Linked DNA regions of Homo sapiens: region 2 is linked to region 1. A link is a loop called in an ENCODE intact Hi-C map of the cell type or tissue named here. Cell type or tissue: B cell. All regions are shown on one strand.

The links. Hi-C counts contacts between places; a loop is a spot of excess contacts. Peaks named below come from ENCODE experiments on the same cell type or tissue, not always from the same donor. Only the 100,000 strongest peaks of a DNase experiment are listed, where the experiment ranks them.
Region 2: it touches region 1 in a loop (13-fold over the local background); 9 of 110 quality-filtered maps call a loop at or near these places.

The regions. Positions count from the first base shown.
Region 1 is chr16:30,896,112-30,898,611 of GRCh38, forward strand. CTF1 (cardiotrophin 1) reads left to right here and starts at 503. Exons shown (of 3, transcript NM_001330.5): 1 at 503-557. The coding sequence starts at 533. RefSeq lists enhancers at 1-176, 1,040-1,089. In B cell, CTCF peaks have their summits at 1,558 and 1,765; a DNase peak (open chromatin) is centred at 1,070; H3K4me3 peaks cover 1,317 bases; H3K27ac peaks cover 1,278 bases.
Region 2 is chr16:30,956,192-30,958,691 of GRCh38, forward strand. SETD1A (SET domain containing 1A, histone lysine methyltransferase) reads left to right here and starts at 1,563. Exons shown (of 19, transcript NM_014712.3): 1 at 1,563-1,773. RefSeq lists enhancers at 871-1,634, 1,092-1,221 and silencers at 1,822-2,041, 2,182-2,271. In B cell, a CTCF peak has its summit at 964; DNase peaks (open chromatin) are centred at 1,040 and 1,530; H3K4me3 peaks cover 1,857 bases; H3K27ac peaks cover 1,804 bases.

The DNA of each region.
Region 1 (2,500 bases):
TATCTGTCTCCCTCCTGGTGGGTGTGACAATGAGATTGGAAGCCATCTAAGATAGGCCAGGAGATGTATGTCTGGACAAACATGCCCCAAGCCTGACGGCCCCCATCGTAGCCTCCCTCGCAAGCCGCGCCCCAGACTAGAGAGAGGGCCTGCGCATTCCTGTCCTGCCAGTCCGGCAGTTCCCTCTCCTGTCTCCTCAGCTTTACACCCAAAGCAGCCGCTGCCTCAGGTCCAAGCCTGAGCCCGCGGCAGAACATTGGGCTGCCTCCCAGGCCCTGACACCCCCAGCCCCGAGGTCCTGTCCACCCGGCAGACAACTTGCCTTCCCCCTCGGGCCCCTTCCCCCACTAGGCCCCACGGACGAGGAGCTGAGCTCAGGGCCAAGGAATCCTGTCTCAAAAGGGGGGGTAGGATGAAATGTTTGGGGTCTGGGCTCTGATTGGCTGCGCCCGGGCCACGCCCCCAGCCCTTTCCCCTTTCTCCCCCCTCGAAAGGGGGGCGTGAAGGGAGCCGGGATCAGCCAGGGGCCAGCATGAGCCGGAGGGAGGGAAGTCTGGGTAAGGGGCTGAGGGACCGGACGCCGGGTCGCTGAGGGGCGCAGGAGTCAGAGGGATTGGGAGCTGGGGGTCTGGGTTTCCGCCACCCCCGGGTCCGGGAGGGGAGCGGCCTTGGCGGGGAAGGGCAGGGCTCCGGTGTCAGGTAACGAGTGAGCGGGTGAGTTGTGAGAAACAGCAGGCGCTAGGGTTTAGAGGAGGCCTGGGGCTGAGGTTTCAGGGACCTGGGCTCAGGGCTTAGATCACCGGTTCGAGTACACCCAGGGGGAGGACTGGGGTCGGGGCTGGGGCAGGACCCCTGCGTCCACTGAGTCTCGGGAAAGAATCAGAGCTGGGGGGCTGAAGGAAGGGGTAGAGTAAGGGAAGGCAGTCTTGGAGTCACAGGAAGTAGTGAGTGACAACAGGAGACGAAAGTCTGGGCTGCTGAGGATCGCGACTGGTGCTGGGAAACTTCGGGGGTGGGGCGGGGGCGGGGCACCGGGTCAGGACTACATTCCCCAGCACGCATCGGGCGCGCGCTGTGCGTTTCGGGAAATGGAGTCCCTCCCGGGGCGCCAGACACTGGCTCTTGCGGACCTTGATTCGCTGACTAGCCAGGCCAGCGCCTTGCATGGATGGGGCATCAGGGAGAGAAATGGAAATGGAAGTCAGTCTCCCTATCTGTAAAATGGGCCTTCAAGGCACATTTTGATATGAAGTTCTGTACTTCGATGATGTTGAAGTCCACTAGCAGTCACTGAGGTAGAAATATGTAAGCCCTGTCTTCAAAGGGCTCTCAGGCTAAGGCAGATACACACAGAAAAGCCGTTAAAAGAGCTACCCTGGAACTCATGCAAATGGCCTTAAGTCAAAGGAAGGAGTTCGTTTATAAAGGAGAAGTGATTCTGGAGGCTTCACTGAGGAGGCAGTACAGTCATGCACTGCATAACAACATTTGGTCAACAGGTGGACCGCACAGACAATGGAGGTCCCATAAGATTCTATGCATTTTTAGCCTGGGCAACATGGCGAAACCCTGTCTCTACAAAAAAATACAAAAATTAACCGGGCATGGTGGCGCATGCCTGTAGTCCCAGCTACACAGGAGACCCAGGCGGGAGGATCGCTTGAGCCCAGGAGGTCGAGGCTGCAGTGAGCCAAGATTGCACCACTGCACCCCATCCTGGGCGAAAGAGCAAGACTCCGTCTCTCTCTCTCTCTCTCTTTCTCTTTTGGGATGGAGTCTTTCTCTGTTGCCAGGCTGGAGTGCAGTGGCCTTGGCTCACTGCAACCTCTGCCTCCTGGGTTCAAGCAATTCTCCTGCCTCAGCCTCCCAAGTAGCTGGGACTACAGGCGTGTGCCACCAAGTCCAGCTAATTTTTTTTTTTTTGTATTTTTAGTAGAGATGAGGTTTCATCATGTTGGCTAGGATGGTATTGATCTCTTGACCTCGTGATCCACCTGCCTCAGCCCTCCAAAGTGCTAGGATTACAGGCGTGAGCCACTGCGCCTGGACAATTTTTTTTTTTTTTTTTGAGACGAAGTCTCGGTCTGTCACCCAGGCTGGAGTGCAGTGACCTGATCTCAGCTCAATGCAACCTCCTCCTCCCAGGTTCAAGCGATTCTCATGCCTCAGGCCCCCTGGTAGCTGGGATTACAGGCACCCACCATCATGCCTGACTAATTTTTGTATTTTTAGTAGAGACAGGGTTTCACCAGATGGTCCCGAACTCCTGACTTCAAGTGATCCGCCCGCCTCATCCTCCCAAAGTGTGGGATTAAAGGCGTGAACCACTGAGCCCAATGCCTGGCTAATTTTTGTATTTTTAGTAGAAACGGGGTTTCACCATGTTGGCCAGGCTGGTCTCAAACTCCTGACCTCAAGTGATCTGCCCATCTCGGGCTCCCAAAGTGCTGGGATTACAGGCGTGAGCCACCACGCCTAACCGATATATATTATATAATAA
Region 2 (2,500 bases), 60 kb after region 1:
CATTTCAGAGATAAGGAAACAGGCCCAAGAAGGCTGAAGATCTTGCCCAAAACCACACAGCTAGTCCATGAAACTGAACTTGGACTATCTACCCCTCACACGGGAATCTCTCTTTGATTTGAGAAAAGGAACCAGTGCCTTTCAACTGGAACAGAAAGGAATCTGATCTCAACACCTATGCCTCCACGTAAATTATTTTTTTCAGCCTTATTTCCCTCAAAATTGTAGAGTCCTAATCTTCTTCTATCTTGTGGTGTGAGACCTTGGATAAGTCTCCCTTCCACCTTTTCCTATTACTTAAAATGGTGAATTTGCATAAACCAGGCTCTAAGGGTCTTTTCTGCACTGTTCGGATGTGTACAAATTGACATCCAAGTTTAAAGGAAGACTCTGAAACTTAGGTCAATGACTTGCCCAAGGCCATATAGCGAGGGCCTGATGTACACATATCAGGAGCTTGGGGCATCCTCAGCTCAGGAAAAGGGACCTCCTGGGAGTGCCTGCGCCCACACGGGATCAAAACGGTGCCCAGCCTTCAGAAACCTCAGCCCGAGTTCCAGGGGTAGGCCTGGGCCGCTGCTGCCCTTGTGCGGAGGCATCCCGTGAGCATAGGGCGCCATAGCCAAAGAAGCGGGCAGTGGGACCATGACGCCAGGAGGACACACCAGTCCAGTCCCGTTCCTGTAGGACCTCGTTTATTATTACAAGGCCCATTTAAGGGCACTTAGGCCCCACTAGGCTCATCAGAAAACCTTGAGGCGGTCCCTGGATTTAACCACTAATGGTGGGTTTGAGTACGGCAAAGTAGGGCACCTTCTACAGGCCTCACTCTCCCCATCTGGCAAATGGGCATCCTAAGCAGCCAGACACCCAAGGGCAATAACGGGAAGGAAAGGTACCCTGCATTTATGTGCGAGGCGGGGCAAACCGCCTGAGTCACCGCTCACGGTTGTGTTTTTCCACCTCCCGGCCGTCCCTCCCATCCGGGTGAGTCCTCGTGGGTCCTCCCGGAGGCGCCCCCTAGTCCCAGGCTCTGCACGCCCTGGCCCCGCCCCTTGACTCGGCCCCGCCCACAGCGGAATCCGCAGATTCGCCAGGTCGGATCCTCAGAATTCCTCGGGTCCCTCGATACTCGGCTGAAAATTCTCATCGGACTCTGAGAGGAGCGCTGGGCTGGAGGCATTTTCCCCAGGGACAGAAGCGGGCTATTCTCTCACTTGGGCCAGTAAGAAAAATCCAAAAAAAGTTGTCGACTCTGCCAGCAGGGATTGGCTAACGGGCCGTTATTTTCTTGACTCCACCAAGGCGGATGAAGGGGAGGCTACGGCTGAGGCCGGGAACAGTGGCGAATCTGCAGCCTCTCAGAATTTGGCAGTGCAAGGAAGGGACGGGGAAGAGAAGCAAAGCGGCGCGCATCCTGTCCAGCGATTCGCCCCGCCCGCCCGGTGAATCTGCGTCTGCAGAACGCGCCACTGAAGGTTCCCCAGCGCTGGCTGGCCTCCTCCCCTCCGCCCCGCCCCTTTTCCTCAGGGACTAGTCGCAGCTTTCGTCGCCGCCGATTCGTCAAGGTCCCGGGCCGCAGCATCTAGATCGTCGTGGCGAAGCCGACTCTCCGGGGGATGCGGCCAATCTCCAAGCTCCCTGGGCCGCAACTTCCGAGCCTCCCAGGGCGCCGGCCGAGGCGAAGCCGCTACCCTCGGCCCCGTGGGTCCCCCGGCAGCGCCTGTGGCGAAAGTGCGAATGCAGACCCTGTGCCCGCTGGGCCTCGCGCAGGTGGCAGTGGTGTTTGGTGCGCGCGCCGGGGAGGTGGTGGTGGGGGGGCGCCGCCGCCGCCACCGCTGCGGGGCCGGGTCTCGCGCTGCCGCTGCCGCCGCCTCGCGCCGCTGAGGTGCCGCGCGAGGTGGGGGGAGGGGGAGCCGCTCGCCGGGAGCGGGTGAGTGGGGCCGCGCGGCGCGCGTGCGCGGAGACCTGCTGGGGGGGGTGCAGAACGCGCCGGGGCGGGAGGAGAGGGCAGCGGTGCACGTTCCCCCCACCCCCCCGCCCGGATTCGGGGTCGAAGCCGGGTCTCGGGCTCGGTCTCGCGGTGTTTCCAACGCCCCGAAGAGGTGCCACCTTTCGGCCGGAGGATCGGGGCGCGGGGAGGAGAGCGGGTGTGTGGGAGCCGTGGCCGGGCTCGGCCCGGGCCGCTGGCCGGTGAGGAGGCGGGAGGGGGCGGGGCCTGCAGGGGGCGGGGGAGGGGTCTTGCTCCGAGGCCAAGTGGGGCGCGCGCTAGGGAGAGCGGGAAGGTAAGGGGGCTCGAGACGGGCCTGGGGGCCTGACAGTAGAGTTGGGAGGTGGAAAGAGGCTGGGTTGTTGTGGCGAAACAGAGGGTACTTGGGGGAGAATCCGGGGGAGCCCCGGGTCAGGGTGAGGGTTGGAAACTGGAGTGATGGGAGAACCTGGAATCGGGGCTAGCCAATGAGGAAAGGCAGGGGAGTCAGGCCCCAAGTCCTGATCCTTC